Regions from separate parts of the Homo sapiens genome. Here region 2 is linked to region 1. A link is a loop called in an ENCODE intact Hi-C map of the cell type or tissue named here. Cell type or tissue: body of pancreas. All regions are shown on one strand. Links, peaks and the distances in the headings refer to the core of each region. The heading gives the core; the rest is flanking DNA. Region 1 holds the start of C22orf31 (chromosome 22 open reading frame 31). Region 2 overlaps EMID1 (EMI domain containing 1).

What was found. Hi-C counts contacts between places; a loop is a spot of excess contacts. Peaks named below come from ENCODE experiments on the same cell type or tissue, not always from the same donor. Only the 100,000 strongest peaks of a DNase experiment are listed, where the experiment ranks them.
Region 2: a loop joins it to region 1, with 2.6 times the contacts of the local background. A loop is called at or near these places in 16 of 110 quality-filtered maps.

The regions. Positions count from the first base shown.
Region 1 is chr22:29,060,002-29,068,238 of GRCh38, forward strand. It overlaps C22orf31 (chromosome 22 open reading frame 31), which reads right to left and starts at 1,830. Exons shown (of 3, transcript NM_015370.2): 1 at 1,789-1,830; 2 at 414-842. The coding sequence starts at 1,791. RefSeq lists an enhancer at 2,200-2,967. In body of pancreas, for the core only: no CTCF peak of the experiment used is centred there; no DNase peak of the experiment used is centred there.
Region 2 is chr22:29,254,151-29,263,486 of GRCh38, forward strand. It overlaps EMID1 (EMI domain containing 1), which reads left to right. Exons shown (of 15, transcript NM_133455.4): 14 at 53-137; 15 at 4,667-5,447. The coding sequence ends at 4,794. It overlaps RHBDD3 (rhomboid domain containing 3), which reads right to left. Exons shown (of 7, transcript NM_012265.3): 5 at 6,552-6,714; 6 at 6,176-6,463; 7 at 5,722-6,087. The coding sequence ends at 5,910. Among named protein-coding and RNA genes, the nearest start is that of RHBDD3, 9.2 kb to the right of the region's middle. RefSeq lists enhancers at 5,446-6,300, 6,301-7,154. In body of pancreas, for the core only: no CTCF peak of the experiment used is centred there; a DNase peak (open chromatin) is centred at 3,701.

The sequences.
Region 1 (8,237 bases), core at 1-8,000:
ATAGATCTTTTTTTCTTTTCTTTTTTTTTTTTTTTTTTTTTTATTTTTTAGACAGGGTCTTGCTCTGTTGCCCAATCAGGAATGCAGTAGTGCAATCATGGCTCACTGCAGCCTCAACCTCCTGGGTTCAAGTAATCCTCCCTCCTTAGCCTCCCAAGTAGCTGGGATCACAGGCATGTGCATCATGCCTGGCTTTTTTTTTTTTTTTTTAGTAGAGATGAGGTCTCCCTATGTTGCCCAGGCTGGTCTTGAACTCTCTGAGCTCAAGTGATCCTCCCTGCTTGGCCTCCCAAAGTGCTGAGATTATAGGCGGTAGCCGCACGCCATATAATCTCAACCGTTAAGTGTTCTCTGGCTTTACCTTTTCCCTCCCCTCGCCAGTCACATTTTCCCCACCACTGGTCCTCGTCTACCTCTCTGATGCCTCCTGCAGGCCTCCTATGCCCTGCTGGCTGCTTGCTCTTGGAACTGATGAAGTTTCTTTTCCTGGCCTGCTGGGTGGCTTTCATCACTGAATCGTCCTTGTGCTTTAATCTCTTCGAGAGTTTTCCTTCTCCAAACTTGCATGGTGGTGGGCAGCACTTATTCTTCAGTTGCCGCCTGAGTACAAGCTTAACCAGGGAGAAGGAACTGGCAATTAATGGGTTCCTTACAACTTCCCAAGAGGAAGTGGTAGCTGGTGCTGGGGCATTAATGTTCTGCTTTGCACATGTTCTGGCCATCCAGATGTTGGTGAGAGCCGGTGAGTCCACATAGCAGTCCTGAAGCCTGGTATTTAATAAGATGGACTGTCGGAGTCCATAGATAGGGATGCTGGGGTCTCGTCTCACATTGATTGGGTGCTAGAATTATAAGGAGGGAGAAATGAATTTTAAAAGGACCGTTCTTCAGCAGAGAATAAAAGGTCTACTTTGAAGGCAAAATATTAACATCTTTTTATAGGCCATTCCTTCCACCCAGTTCTTAGAAATTTACTATATGTCCTCTCCTGTTCACCAAAGCCTTTTATACCAAGTAGGGAGGAGATAGTCACTCCACAAGGTTACAGTAATATTCAGGCTCTCAAAGAACATAGCATGCCAGGGCAGGAAGTCGGGGGTCAGGGAGGGTTCACAAGGAATTGAAGACAATTCCTGCCTGCTGGAAAGATACGGACGGCAGGGTCACTCAAGACTTCCATATGAGCTGTAGACACTCAACCATGCTGCAACACAGACATGACAGCCGGTAAGTTCTGCCAAGCCCTGAATACGCTTTACACTTTCTTTTTTTGTGTGTGGGGGGGACGGAGTTTAGCTCTTGTTGCCCAGGCTGGAGTGCAATGGCGTGATCTTGGCTCACTGCAACCTCCGCCTCCCGGGCTCAAGGGATTCTTCTGCCTCAGCCTCCGAAGTAGTTGAGATTACAGGCATGCACCACCGCACCCAGCTGATGTTGTATTTTTAGTAGAGACAGGGTTTCTCCATGTTGGTCAGGCTGGCCTCGAACTCCCCACCTCAGATGATCCGCCCGCCTCAGCCTCCCAAAGTGCTGGGATTACCAGCATGAGCCACCATGTTCGGCTGAATACACTTTCTAACCAACTGCCATGCACCAAGAAGAGCTCATTCACAGGGAAATCAATATACTCTGGGGACCATAAAAGCAACACGAAAACATTAATGCTGCCGGCCTCCATTTCCTGGGACCAACTAAGAGCAACAGAACAATTTGGATAGATTAGAATCACATATTTAAAGAGATCTGGCTTTCTAAGAAATGTCATCTATAGAAATAAAATCACCTTACCATATTTCAGTTGCCTTAAATTTTATTTTCGCTAGCTTAGTAAGGGGAAGAAATATGTATTTTCTCTTTCCTTTTTCTCTCTCTCTCTTTTTTTTTGTTTTTGTTTTAATATTTCTAGTCACCTGTCTTTCTCTGCCTTAGTCACATATGGGCAAATTGCTGTTTGTTTAGATGTGGGCTCAATGCAGGCAGCTTTGAGCCATTATCTCTAGTATTTGTGATGTCACTTTGGTTTGTGATGTGGGTGTGGGTGGGTGTTACATCATCAGATTTTATAGTTAAATTATGTGGGAAGAAGTTCTATACGGTTTTGCTTCTAGCCTCAGAAACTTCTGAAGTCCTCATTTCCCCCAAAATGGCTTGGATGAATTTTGAAGATCTTCATGTTCTTAAGAAGTATGTTTTGCAGGAAATGTAGTCAAATATGCAGACCAGATTTGGGGATATGGGTAGTGAGATGCATCCCTACATGTGCAAAAGTGCCCTCCTTCATGTACATAAAGGAGGCACTGTTAAGTTCTCAGAACAGCTGCCAAGGTTAGGGACCAGGAATGAAAGAACACGTTCCTGCAGACCTGGGCACCTTTCCCTGCATGTCTCTCCCGGGAAGACTACATGGTTTCTGGAATGTGGGTTTCTTTTACATCCCATGGCAAATGCAGTAATTAGAGCTGTTAGCAGTGTCAAGGGCTTGAAAGGAGAACAAAGCCGCCTCTTCCTGGGAACTCTTGGGCAATGCCTCACTGCTTATCAGGTGCTCGTCCTGTTGGTGGGTTTGATTCTTTTATTTGTAAAATGCCTCAGGAGCCTCCCTCCTGAGGGGGAGGCCAGTGAAATGATGGAAAAACAGAGTATGAATCTGGCAGGGGCTCCTGGAATCGCATGTGTTGCCTGCTTGCGTTTTTAAGTGTTGTCCCTGGAGTGAATCAGAGCCTGCAGGCGGACCGCACCACAGGCTGTGGTGGAACCACCTCCAGGCCTATGGCAGCTGGACCCACAGACAGTTGAGAGGACAATTGCTCCCTTTCAGTGGCGAGCCCTGGCCTCACCTCCTAAGAGCTGGGTCGATTTTAGAGCAGGGCTTTGGAAAGGGTTTGTCTTTGGGAAGAGTTTGCGAATGTCTGGAGACTGGGCAGGCAAGAGTCTTTTCAAAGCTGGTCAGTCTTGGAAAAATGGCACCGGGCTCCTGGGCTACCTGGAAATTACCATCTGTCTTTACTCTGCAAAGCAGGGACAGGAGGGAAATGTCAAGCAAAAAAAGGCATAATAGGAGTAGGTCATCTGTTTCTCTTTTCTCCTTCTCCATCTTGAGTTTGGCTTTCCTGCACCTCATCTTTCCACACACTCATCCGTTAGATTTACTCTGCTAGGTCTTTTACTCAATGACTCTGCTTGGTCTTTTACTCACTCTGTCCCCCAGGCTGGAGTGCAGTGGTGCGATCTCGGCTCACTGCAACCTCCGCTTCCTGGGGTTCAAGCAATTCTCGTGCATCAGCCACCCAAGACGCTGGGATTACAGGCGCGGACCACCAAGCCCAGCTAATTTTTGTATTTTTAGTAGAGATGAGTTTTCACCATGTTGGCCCAGCTGGTCTCAAACTCCTGGCCTCAAGTGATCCACCCACCTTGGCCTCCCAAAGTGCTGGGATTACAGGCGTGAGCCTGTGCTCAGCCTCAATCTCCTTCTTCCAGCAGAGAGCTGTTCACATGGGCAGCACTTGATACATACTCTTCAAGTTCTATCAAATTCTGCCTTCTCTGCCTTCATTGTAACTCACTTCAATTGACTATGCCACAACAGGTAACCCTCAGCCTTCCTTAGAACTAACCCAGGGTACTTTGTTCTAAGCTATTTCTCCTATGTCAATAAAACTAATATTTATTGAATGCTTCCTGAAGGCCAGGCACTGTTCTAGCCACTTTATTAGCATCATGTCATGAAATGCTACCAACCATCCTATGAGTTTGAGCACTGTTCCCTGTTTTACAGATAAAGAAACTGAGGCACAAGTTGCTCAAGTATCATGCCTCAAGTAACCAACAAAGGCTGAACCCAACCAAAGTCTATACTGCCCTTGTTTTTGTTTTTGTTTTTGAGACGGAGTTTCACTCTTGTCACCCAGGCTGGAGTGCAGTGGCACGATCTTGGCTCACTGCAACCCCCACCTCCCAGGTTCAAGGGATTCTCCTGCCTCAGCCTCCCAAGTAGCTGGGATTATAGGCACGCACTATCATGCCGGGCTAATTTTTGTATTTTTAGTAGAGATGGGGTTTCACCATGTTGGCCAGGCTAGTCTCAAACTCTTGACCTCAGGTGATCCACCTGCCTTGGCCTCCCAAAGTGCTAGGAATACAGGTGTGAATCACCACACCCAGCCCTACTGCCCCTGTTCTTAAACACTCACAGTTATCACCGTGATGCCTGGCCTCTCTGTTGGTCAGCCCATCCATCTACCATACCCGGGCCCAGTTCTAGTCCTGTCCTTGTCATGAGACTTTCTCTAGGCCCAGGAGGGAATCTGCCTGTGATGGCATCCCAGATCCATCTTTCATTAGGCAAGTGAATTCATACCCCTGAACCTTAATTTCCTCAGCTGTGAAATGGGCCTAGTCATACTGCCTACCTAAGGGTTATTGTGAGTTTGAAGTGGGACAATGCATCTGAAATACTTGGCATGGCTCCTGGTGTATATAGTAAGCACTCAATGAATATTTGCTTTTTTGTGTTTTTGTTTTTGTTTCAAGACAGGGTCTCAGTCTGTCACCCAGGCTGGAGTGCAGTGGTGTGATCACGGCTCATGAGAGCCTCGACCTCCTGGGCTCAAGCAATCCTCCCACTTTGGCCTCCCAAGTAGCTGGGATCACAGGCTTGTTTTTGCCCAGTGATTTTTTTTTTTTTTTTTTTTTTTTTTTTTTTTTTTTTTTTTTTTTTGTAGAGATGAGGTCTCCCTGTGTTGCTCAGCTTAGTCTGGAACTCCTGGTCTCAAGTGATCCTCCTTGGCCTCCCGAAGTGCTGGGACTACAGCTGTGAACCAACACACCTAACCCATGTGAAAGTTATTTTTTACTTATTTATTTTTTTGAGATGGAGTCCCAATCTGTCACCCAGGCTGAAGTGCAATGGCACATTCTCAGCTCACTGCAACCTCCGCCTCCTGGGTTCAAGCAATTCTCCTGCCTCAGCCTCCCGAGTAGCTGAGATTACAGGTGTGCACCACCACGCCCGGCTAATTTTTGTATTTTTAGCAGAGATGGGGGTTTCACCATGTTGGCCAGGCTGGTCTCGAACTCCTGACCTCGTGATCTACCAGCCTTCACCTCCCAAAGTGCTGGGATTTCAGGCGTGAGCCACTGCGCCTGACCATGTGAATGTTATTAATATTATGGTCCATTTACTCATCTGACCCTTTCTTGAGCTCCTGTTGCTCATGGTCTAAGTGATGTAATGCAACATTTGATATGATCTTTGTCTCAGGTCATTCATGTACATCAATCTGGTTTATGGCCGGTGTGGTGGCTCGCACCTATAATCCCAGCACTTTGGGAGGCTGAGGCAGAAGGATCACTTGAATCCAGGAGTTCAAGATGAGCTTGGGCAACAAAGCAAGACCCCATCTCTACAAAAAAGAAAAAGAACAAAGAAAAAAAAATCTAGTGTATGAGGCCAAGCAATGAGCCTCTTGGAAGTAGGGAAAGTTTCTGATCTGACTTGGGTATCAGACTTTCATGATCCATCTTCATTATATATTTGTCAGATCGATTGACCTCACAGAAGTGTTGAATGTAGAGGAGCTACATCCCCTGGTTACGGGAGTTGTTCAGAATATTCTATGCTTTGTTAAACGGAAAGGGAAGCAGGTAGCTGAAGATAAGATAAGGAAGTGGTTAGTCTTTAGCAGAGATTGTCCCATCAAAGGCTGTTTAGAATTTTAAAGTCAGGATGGAATGACTACTTGGTCCAGGGTACTAAAACCATGGCAAGAGTTTCCATCATGGGTGCCAGCACTTGATCTGGGGAACTCGGGGTTGAAGCAGTAGGGCTTCCATGTTGCTGAAAGACCTCTTCCTTAGTTTGATTCTCCCATGAAGCTTTTTTATTCTGCTGAGCTCAGTCTCACTAACCTTTATTTTCCACCCATCATTTGGAGCTGTGCTTCCTGACATATCTAAACCACCGCTTCTATTTGCAAACACATCTGTCCTTCTTTGATGTTTAGCCAAACTTTCCTCACAGTATTTTTAGCTCGTATAATCTTCCTTCTTCCTTTTTTTTTTGTCTTTCCTTTACTACGACCTTTCTTCTTTTTAGCTTCTCTTAGCTCTTATTCTCCTTCTGGTGGATCAGCTAATAAAGAAGAAATTGAGTCAATTTCTATTAATTCTTGTCTTCCACCTTTATGGCCCTGCCCCACCCATGCAATTCTAGTGGAATTTAGTTGCTTTTAATTTCCTCAGATGTTTTTGTTTTAACACCCAAGCAGTAAACTTCCATACCCATGTGGGAACATATCTGAGGTTCATGATGCAAAAGAGAAACACTTTGGATGGGAAAGAATTGGAAAAGATTCCTGAACTGTGATGCAAACTCGGAGGACCAATGATTTGGACCACATGTGCTGAATATGCACCAATCATGGGCCAAGTATGCAAAATAATGGTGTCCTGTGTGCCTTCCCACCAGTTCTCACCTGACTCCCGCAGATGTCCCACACTTCCTCCTTTCTTTCTTTCTTTCTTTTCTTTTCTTTTCTTTTTTTTTTTTTTTTTTTTTTTTTTTTTTTTTTTTTTTGAGATGCAGTCTCGCTCTGCTGCCAAGGGTGGAGTGCAGTGGCACGATCTTGGCTCACTGCAACCTCCGCCTCCTGGGTTCAAGCAATTCTCCTGCCTCAGCCTACTGAGTAACTGGGATTACAAGCACTCACCACCATGCCCAGCTAATTTTTGTATTTTTAGTAGAGACAGGGTTTCACCATGTCAGCCAGGCTGGTCTTGGACTCCTGACCTCAGGTGATCCACCTGCCTCGGCCTCCCAAAGTGCTGGGATTACAGGCGGGAGCCACCGCGCCCAGCCAACGCCTCCTCAATGCTAACCCAAACCCTACTGTGAGTCTTCAGAGGTGCCCACCTGGATGCCCCACAGACAACTCTAACTCATTATGTTCAAGACCAGAGTCTTTCTCTTCCTTCACCCCCATCAGAACAAGCAAATGACTGCCTCTCTTGAATTTCCCATGACTAGTTGTCTGAGCCAGAATCCTGGGAGACTCAGTAATGATACAGTGCAGCCTCAAACCCGAGGCTGAAGGAAAATCGGGAATACAGATCCTATCTTCATTTAAAGCTGGGACAGTCTGTTCATAATGGATTTTTTTGCATTCATTTAGATGTTAAAAAATTATTTTAAAATATTGCATTAAATACTATTTACTAAATATATTTATTAAATGTATAAAATATCTATTAAATAATATTTATCTTGATTACTGGATTTTTTATTGTGTTTTCTAAAAATCCTCTTAAACTCTGTGCCTGAGGCACATACTTCACTTGCCCCATTCCAGTCCCAGCTCTGGACCACTCAGTAAGCATTTGGTGACAGAAACCTATTATTTTATTTTTTATTAATTATTATTATTAATTTTCTTTTTTCTTCTCTTTTCTTTCTTTTTTGACACAGACTCTCGCTTTCTCGCCCAGGCTAGAGTGCAGTGACATGACCTTGGCTCACTGCAACTTCCACCACCAGGGTTCAAGTAGCTGAACCCTGCGTTAGCCTTCCAAGTAGCTGGGATTACAGGCATGAGCCACCACGCCCGGCTAATTTTTGTATTTTTAGCAGAACTGGGGTTTTGCCATATTGGCCAGGCTGGACTCGAACTCCTGACCTCAGGTGATCTGCCAGCATCGGACTCCCAAGGTACTGAGATTACAACCATGAGCCACCGTGCCCAGGCTATTATTATTAATTTTAGAGACAGGGTCTGGCTTTCTTGTTGCCCAGGCTGGGTTGCAGTGGCTGTATCCTCGTTCACTGTAACCTCAAAATACTGGGTTCAAGAGATCCTCCCACCTCAGCTTCCCGAGGTACTGGGATTACAAATGTGAGCCACCATACCTGGCCTAATGACAGAATAAGGAGGCATCAGGTACAGTAGCAAGCATCTGTAGCCCCAGCTACTGAGTCTGAGGTGAGAGGATTGCTGGAGCCCAGGAATTCGAGGCTGTAGTGTGCCATGATTGTGAATAGTCACTGCAATCCAATCTGGGCAACATATCAAACATATCAAACCCCGTCTTTTTTTTTTTTTTTTTGAGACAGAGTCTCACTCTTGCCTGGGTTGGAGGACAATGGCACTATCTCTGCTCACTACAACTTCTGTCTCCCGGGTTCAAGTGATTCTCCTGCCTCAGCCTCCCAAGTAGCTGACATTATAGGCGCATGCCCTGAC
Region 2 (9,336 bases), core at 1-8,000, 190 kb after region 1:
GGGTCCCCTCCCCTGCCCCCTTCACGGCTGCATCTGTCTCTTTCCTCCACAGGGGGAGGGGTTGCACCAGCTACGCGAGGCTTTGAAGATTTTAGCTGAGAGGGTTTTAATCTTGGAAACAATGATTGGGCTCTATGGTGAGTAGAGACAGACAGACGGACAGACGGCCCAGCCCCTGCCTGCCAGCCTTCCCCAAGCCCTCCTGGGGTGGAACTGGCCTGAGCCCAGTCATGAGGCTGGAGAAGGTGCCTGCCCCAGGCAAGCATGGACCTGAGAGGCCACAACCACCCTTCCCTCAATGACTGGTTCCCTCCTCCACGGGTGCAGGGGTGCCCTAGAAACCCGGGCCCTGCTGCTGTGGTCAGACCTGGGCCTCTAAGCATTATGGGTAGTGTGGTTTCTAGGCCTGCAGGGAACCAGAGATGAAAGATTTTAAGTTTGGAAGAAATTATGGGCAATGGAACCAAACTCCACTCCAGCAGTGGGATTGTGGGTAACAGAGCCAGACTCCTGGAGTGCAAGGAACCATGGGGAATCCAATCACAGCTCAGGACAACAGGAGGATTATAGGTAATGGATCCAGACTCTAGTCAGCCTTCAGCTCTAGAGAAATCATGGGTAACAGAGTCAGGCCCGCAGGACAATAGGTCATGGAGCAAGACTCCAGAAGGGCAGGGGACTGTGGGTGACAGAGCTAGGCTCAGGCCCCAGGGGACTCTGGGTAATACACCACCTACTAGTTCTGACTTTCCTCTCCCATAAGCCCCCAGAGGCTCTCACAAGGCAGATCCTCCTGGTCCCAGGTGTCCCCTTTGCAGTTTTCCCTTTGGTCCTCCTAACCTGTTCTGTTGGTCCCTTTAGGGGACTAAGAGAGCCAGGCCCTCACTCACCCCAGGCATTCATTCACCCAGAAACTCTCCACCCATGTGGTTATTTGAGGAGCCAGGCCAGCCCTGTCCCCACCATAGGAGGGGAAACTGAGGTCTCAGTACTGAGACTCACTCCCAGGCTCCTGCCCTGACGCCAGCTGGCAGTGCCCTCCCACCCTCCCCGCTTGGCTCCCCAGCCCAGCCCTCGGAGGCCAGACTCGCACCGTCTGCTCTTCTCCATCTCCCATCAGGCTCCTAGCTTACAGAGCTTCCTGCAGCAGCAGGCTCAGCTGGAGCTCCTGGCCAGACGGGTCACCCTCCTGGAAGCCATCATCTGGCCAGGTAATGGCAGGGCGGGCAGGCAGGGGCAGCCTCTTCCAGGAAGGGCCTGGAAAAGGCCTGGGCATGCAGAAGGCGCCTTCCGATGCTTGGCCCAGGCCAGCGGACACTCATTCTTCATCCAGCCAGCCAGCCAGCAAATGGTGCCTGGCAGAGAGAAGGCTCTGGTCACTTGAGTGAATGCGCACCTGCTCTGTGCCAGGCACCTTGCTGGGACAGGCTCCACAAGATAAGACAGACACAGTCCTGCCCTTGAGGAGTGTAGGGTGCTGGGGGGCTCAGGAGAACCCTGACACTGGTAGAGAAACCCAGGTGAGCTACACTGCAGGAAAGGGAGTACAGGCAGCCATGGAAATACAGAAGTGCCTCTGGCCTGGCCCAGAGGAGGTTGGAGGGGGGTCAGGGAGGTCTTCCTGGAGGAGGTGATATCTAAGTGAAGACTTGAAGGGCAAGGATCTGGGGAGAGTGAACAGGCAGAGAAACAGCATAAGCGAAGGCCAAGAGACCAGAAGGAGCCTAGAAGCAACAGAATCTGGCAGGGCCTAGATTGAGAAGGTCCTAGAAGGCAGGTTGGGGTAGTACAGGAGGTGGTTAGACACCAGTGGGTGGTACCCCTCCTTGCGTCTGGCTCCTGGGAGTGAGGCTGAGAAAATCTCTCCCCATGAAACTGGAGCCTGTGGCTGGCCCTGAAGAAAGGAAGGGATTGGCCACCCGAGGGGCTGAGCTCTATTCCTCACCTGCCCAGCCGCCCTATCTCGCAGCCCAGTGAGCACATCAGTGCACAGAGGCCTCCATATCATGTCCAACCTCGCATCTATTTTAAAGACTGAGAGGCCGGTCATGTTAGCTCACACCTGTAATCCTAGCACTTTGGGAGGCCGAGGCGTATGGATCACCTGAGGTCAAGAGTTCAAGACCAGCCTGGGCAACATGGCGAAACCCCGTCTCTACTAAAAATTAGTTGGGTGTGGTGGCGGGCACCCGTAATCCCAGCTACTCGGGAGGCTGAGGCGGAGAATCACTTGAACCCAAGAGGCAGAGGTTGCAGTGAGCCGAGACCGCACCACTGTACTCCAGCCTGGGTGACAGAGCGAGACTCCATCTCAAAAAAAAAAAAAAAAAAAAGACTGAGAAACTTAGATCCCAAGCAGGAAGAAGGGTTAAGGTTAGAGCCCAGCCTCCTTCATCCAGCAAAACTGTAGGGAGCACTCATTGAAAGCCAGACCTGTTGGGCACTGGTGCTCTGGAGTACAGATAGGTGCTGGCCTTGGGGAGCTGGCCATGAGTGGCAGGGAATCGTATCTACGGAGATATGGGGTAGGGGAGCATGGAAGGATATGGATGAGGAAGAGTCACTTGTCCCTAGGGGTTGGAGAAGGCTTCTTGGAAGAGGGGACTCTGCGTTGCGTCCTGGAAGATCCCAATGAGTGTGCCAGGTGGGGAAGTGGGTCGGGCAGCCTTGAGAGAGTCCTGCCTGTGCAGAGGCCCAGAGCCTGGGAAGGGTGTGGGGTCTGCTTCCAAAGCTCCTCCCACAGTGCCACATGCTTCTCTAACTTCTAGAAACTTCAGTGCCTAGCTCCCAGACCTCCTCCCCTCTTACAGAGAGGGGCCAAGGACCAAATCTCAGGCTCTCAGAACCTTTTTAGGTGTCTCCACCTCCTCTCTGAGGATTGGAGCAGGAGCTAGAAGGGACACATTTGAGCCACCATGTCCCTGGATCTGTCCCTGCCTTCAGCCAGCTCTGTCTCTGACAGCCCAGGGAGAAAAGTGCCAGACACCTCAGAAGTCCCACACCCACTGCCAGTGGCCCCTCAAGCCAGCTTGGGTCGGGGCTTGGAGGGACAGGTCGGGGGACTGGGAAATGGGACAGGGAAGGAGGTGGGACCCTCCCCATTGGCGCAACATACACATCAGGTGCTACTGAAGACCCAGATGGGGTTCATGTTTAGGTTATAATCAATAATTATGATAATAGTATCAGCTGCCACGTGTCTGGCCCACCTGGGCTGGATTGATCATCTCCAATCTCTTAGAGGAGTAAACTTGCTAGGTGAGCGATGCCGTGGCCATTTTACAGGTGAAGAAACAGAAGCTCAGAGGCTCCTGTGACTGCTTCAGAGTCACAGGAATGGGAATGGTCAGGCTAGGGGTCCACCTCAGGTCTCCCCTCTAAAGTCCTGGCCCTTTGGACTGCATCAGCAAAGGTTTGCTGACTCTGCCACTCATCCAGGGCCCCAAATTTGATTGTGACAAACTCACAGGGGCCAGACCTGCAGGAGACCTGGGTGGAAGCGACACCAACCTAGTAACCATAATAATCCAGCATTTCCCGTGAAAACCACTTTCCAGTCCTGGTCACGGTAAACACATGTATCACAAGGGTGTGAAAATGGGACTATTATGCCCACGTTCCAGATGACGCTCAGAGGTTCTATGACTTGCCCAAGGCCACATAACTGGCAGAGTGGGACCAAGCCATGATCCCAGCTGGCATTGGGGCCAGTGCTCTGTGCCACTCCCCTCCCACGCTCCCTAAGGCATGGAATGTCCCTTTCAGTGACCACACATGCCTGTCTGCTCCGGGAGCCCTCAACTCAGCCCAGAGGTGCAGGGCAGGCTGGGCCACACAGGGTCGGGGCACTGGCAGTCATGATTACGACGGACAGCCCACTCCATGGCAGTGCCCTCAGTGGGAACCTGGTGTTTACCAGAACCCAAGTATCTGTCCTATGGAGGCTTAGCCAAGTCCTCCACCGTGGCCCTCTCCTCCCTGAGTGTCCATCTCCCCCTAGAAAAACAGCCTATTCTTCTGACCTGCCTGGCCTGCTCATTTTACTTTGGGAAGGGCTGAGATGATAGGCACAGAAGGCTTCCTGGAGGAAATGGCTCCTACCCTTGGTTTTGAAGGATGAGTAGTTTTCTGGTTCCATCCGGAACTGTCCCTGTTTCAGAGATGAGATGACTGAGGCCCTGACAGAGGTCCAGCTTGCCCAAGACTGCACAGTAGGTCAGTGGCAGAGCCTGGCCTCCTAAGCTCTTTCCCCCAACTGGTGGCCTAGCCCATGTCTGTTCCCTGGCCTCAGTTTACCCAGCTACCAAATGGGGATGACTCAGGGCACACCTCCACCCCAAAATGAATAGAAAAAGAAGCAGCCTTTCTATGAAGCATTCACTGCATCTAAACACTTCCTAAAGGAGGTGGGTGTGGTTATCCCCACCTGACAAAGCAGGAAGCAGAGGCCCTGAGTGCTCTCCTTGGGCTGGGGGGCTGGTAAGTCCTGGCGTGAGGCACCAACCAATCTGCAGACCCCCTTTCCCACAGCTCTGCAGCCAGATACCAGGGTGGATTATACCTGGCAGAGCGTGCCCGGTTCTGCCACCCCCTAGAGGGCCAAGGGGAGGTGGGCACCTCACATGAACCCCTCTAATGTGGCCTCTCTCCTTCTTCCCTCCGGCAGAACCAGAGCTGGGGTCTGGGGCGGGCCCTGCCGGCACAGGCACCCCCAGCCTCCTTCGGGGCAAGAGGGGCGGACATGCAACCAACTACCGGATCGTGGCCCCCAGGAGCCGGGACGAGAGAGGCTGAGGGTGGTGGCGGCCCCTGAGGCAGACCAGGCCAGGCTTCCCCTCCTACCTGGACTCGGCCAGCTGCCTCCAGGGACCGCCCGTCCATATTTATTAATGTCCTCAGGGTCCCTTCTGCCATCTAGGCCTTAGGGGTAAGCAGGTCTCAGTCCTGGCACCATGCACATGTCTGAGGCTGAGCAAGGGCTGAGAGGAGAGGCTTGGGCCTCAGTTTCCCTCTGTGAAGTGGGGGGAGGCAGGCCTTCAAGGAGGGATAGAGGTACAAGGCTTCGTCTCATCTGCTGTCTGAGCATCCAGGCCCAAAGGCACTGAGGGAGTCAGGAGCTGGGGCTCGGCACATGCAGAGATGACAGGGCAGGGGGCAGTCTTCCTCCCCCTCCCCGACCAAACCTCGGGGAGCCCTCCTGTGCCCCTCCCTCCTTGTTGTCCAGTGCTGGGCTCCCCACCCCGAGGTCAGGCTGCCCAATCCTCTGACTGGATCACCGGGGGCTTCTTGCCTCAGTTCTTCCCTCTGAGCCCCCAGGCCCTCCCGCATCTCAGGTTGGGGATGGGGACATGGAGAGGAAGGGGCCGCCTACTCCTGCAAATGCTTGTGACAGATGCCAGGAGGTAGATGTGTGCTGGCCAATAAAGGCCCCTACCTGATTCCCCGCAGCTTGGTCTCAGTGTGTGCTTAGATGGGGGCAGCTGGGAATGAGGCTACGACGGAGAGGGCTAGAAATGGGCGGTGGAGAATGCTCTGTGCTGGAGGACAGAGCCTCCTGGAGGTATAGGCTGCAAGGTGCAGGGCCAGGAAGCCTGTGTCTCTGGACATCAGGGAACAGCTCTCCCACAACTGGTCATTCATTTGGTGCTCACTCATTCATTCATCCCCCTGATGCCAACACAGAAGAGTCAAACACAACTGCTGCCTCCAAGGAGGTCCAGGTTGAAAAACAAACTGGTTTTTATTCTAAACACGTACTAGGGCAGCATGCTGGGGGGCCTCTCCTGCCTCCAGAGGTGCCCCTGCTCCCCACTGTGGCCCTCTTTAGACAGAGTAGGAGCTCGGGCTACCCACATGCAGCCCAGCCCTTAGCACCCAAGGGCCTGCCTGTGCCCCACTCTCTGCCTGGGCTAGGGAGGCCCAGGACCCTCGGAGTGGGCAGGCCCACCCTTTCCATGGGTCACCAGGGTCTCAGTGCCCACTTGTCCTCCAACCAACAGTGACACGGCACCCTCCACACGGCCTGTGGCTGCCAGTGCCACCACCGCCTGCTCCGTAGGGAAGCCCATGCGCTCCAGCTGCTGCAGCCTGTTGGGGGTGGGGGGAGAAGTGGGGAGTGTCAGGGCCACCCCGGCCCCTATACCAGGGGACCCCACCTCTGCCCACCCCACCTTACCGCAGAGAGGAGACAGAGGACTTGGACAGCCATGGTGCGCTCTGGGGTTCCTGGGCTGGCCCGTCAAGAAGCGAGGCCTGGATGCCCTCCTGCAGCATCTGCTCATCCAAGGCCGCCCACATCGGAGTCCCTGGGGAGAAGCTGGCCCCAGCCCAGTCCAGGCCTGCCTCTGAGGAGCCCTCCCAGGTGGGCTGCACAGGCCTCAGGCTTGGTGGGGGCAGGGCTGAGTCTTCCCAGTGGGACCAGAGGTCAGGGGAGGCCACATAAGGCGGTCCAGGGATGGGAGGCCTGGAGGAGTGGGAAGAGAAGAGGGCCTGACTGGCAGCCCTGCCACAGTGCCCACCACCTGGACTGGCATCCCCCCCATCACCCTCACCTCACTCCGGCAGGATGGGTGACAGGCAGCTCCGCCAGGCTACCCGGGGTGGCAAGGAGCCTCAGGGGCCAGCACCCCGCCAAGGTCCTGCACAAGACGCCCTCCTGCAGCACCTGCAGCCGTCGCTCTGAGGGTTCCAGCCACCGGAAGGCCCCAGCTGCATCTGTCTGCCCGGGGCAGGGCGGCCGGTCAAGGAAAACCAAAAGCAGCCAGGGGTGGGCCCACGCCACAGGCCAGGCCCCATGCCAAGTGTGCTGGCCACCATTCCCTCCCGTCTCCTCACTGTGGACCAGCATGGAATAGCGTCACCCTGGTCAGCAGCAGAGGCTCAGAAAGGAAAAGGGATCTGCCTGAAGCTACTCAGCCAAACAGAGCCAGGTATGCCTCACCCCAAGGCCTGGGCTCACCCGTGACCCACTCTGTTCCCAGAACCCTATGCACCTTTTCAGGTCTGTAACTCAAGACCCACCCGTCCTGGAAGAAGTCCCATGGACACACCTGCTATTGCCTTCAGACAGGCCTGGATAACTCCTGTCACCAATCCAGAGTGCAGAGGCCAGCCTGTTCTCTCCAGTGGCACTGTTTTCCCCGATAGGTATGAATCATCTTAGGGCTGGACGCAGTGGCTCACAGCTGTATAATCCCAGCACTTGGGGAGGCTGAGACGGGAGGATCACTTGAGGCCAGGAGTTCAAGACCAGCCTGGGCAACATAGACCCCGTCTCTACAAAAAATTTTTAAAATTAGCTGGACGTGGCAGTGCACACCTGTAATCTCAGCTACTCAAGTGGCTGAGGCAAGAGGATCGCTTGAGCCCAGGAGTTTGAGGCTGTAGTGAGCTATGATGGCGTCGCCACACTCCAGCTTGGGTGACAGAATGAGACCCTGTCTCTAAAAATTAAAAAAAAAATCTCAGAAGCAGAACACCAATAAAGAGTGCTCTAGCACGACTTATTTATTTATTTATTTTTGAGACAGAGTCTCACTCTGTCACCCAGGCTGATATGCAGTGGTGAAATCTCGGCTCACTGCAACCTCCAACTCCGAGGTTCAAGCAATTCTCCTGCCTCAGCTTCCCGAATAGATGGGATTACAGGCACGTGCCATCACACCTGGCTAATTATTTTGTATTCTTAGTACAGGGTTTCACCATGTTGGCTAGGCTGGTCTCAAACTCCTGGCCTCAAGAAATCGGCCCACCTCAGCCTCCCAAAGTGCTAGGATTACAGGCGTGAGCCACTGCACCCAGCCTCTAGCACCATTTATTAAAAAGAATATTCTTTTCCTCATTGAATCGACTTGGCACTCTTGTCAAAATAAATTGACTATACAGTAAATCTAACAGTTTATTTCTAGATGGTCAATTCTAGTCCATTGATCTGTATGTCTATCCTGATGCCAGTACCACAATATCTTGATTATTATAATTTTGTACGGCTTTTTTTTTTTTTTTTTTTTGGAGAGAGTCTTGCTCTGTCGCCCAGGCTGGAGGGCAGTGGTGCAATCTCAGCTCACTGCAACCTCTCTCCTGGGTTCCAGCAATTCTCCTGCCTCAGCCTCCTGAGCAGCTGGGATTACAGGCGTGTGCCACCACACCTGGCTAATTTTTGTATTTTTAGTAGAGATGGGGTTTCACCATGTTGGCCACGCTGGTCCTGAACTCCTGACCTCAAGTGATCTGTCTGCCTCGGCCTCTCAAAGTGCTGGGATTACAGGTGTGAGCCACCGCACCTGGCCACTTTTGTAGTTTTAAGTTTTGAAATTGAAAAGTGTAAGTCTTCCAGGTTTGCTTTTCTTTTTCAAGATTATCTGAGGTATTCTGGGTTCTTTACATTTCCATATTATTTTTAGGACCAGCTTGCTAATTTCTGCAACAACAACAAAGACAGCTGAGATTTTGATAAGAATTGTGTGGGATCTATAAATCAACTGAGTAGCATTACCATTTTAACAATATTAAGTATTCCAATCCGTGAACATGAGATCTTTCCATTCACTTAGGCTTTTAATTTTCTTTTTTTTTGAGAGGAAGTCTCGCTCTCTCGCCCAGGCTGGAGTGCAGCAGCGCTATCTTGGCTCACTGCAGCCTCTGCCTCTCGGATTCAAGCAATTCTCCTGTCTCAGTCTCCCAAGTAGCTGGGACTACAGGCGCCTGCCACCACGCCTGGCTAATTTTTGTTTTTTGGGGTTTGAGACCGGAGTCTCACCCTATCGCCCACGCTGGAGTGCAGTGGCATGTTCTCGGCTCATTGCAGCCTCTGCCTCACAGGTTCAAGTGATTCTCCTGTCTCAGTCTCCCAAGTAGCTGGGACTATAGGCGCCTGCCACCACGCCTGGCTAATTTTTGTTTTTTGGGGTTTGAGACCGGGGTCTTGCCCTGTCGCCCAGGCTGGAGTGCAGTGGCATGTTCTCGGCTCATTGCAGCCTCTGCCTCACAGGTTCAAGTGATTCTCCTGCCTCAGTCTCCTAAGTAGCTGGGATTACAGGTGCACGCCACCACGCCCAGCTAATTTTTGTATTTTTAGTAGAGATGGGGTTTTACCATGTTGGCCAGGCTAGTCTCGAACTCCTGACCTCGTGATCCGCCCACCTTGGCCTCCCAAAGTGTTGGGATTACAGGCATGAGCCATCGCGCCTGGCCTAATTTTTTTATTTTTAGTACAGATGGGGTTTCACCATGTTGGCCAGGCTGGTCTTGAACTCCAGACCTCAAGTGATCTGCCCGCCTGGCCTCCCAAAGTGCTGGGGTTACAGGCGTGAGCCACTGCGCCCGGTCAGGCTTTTA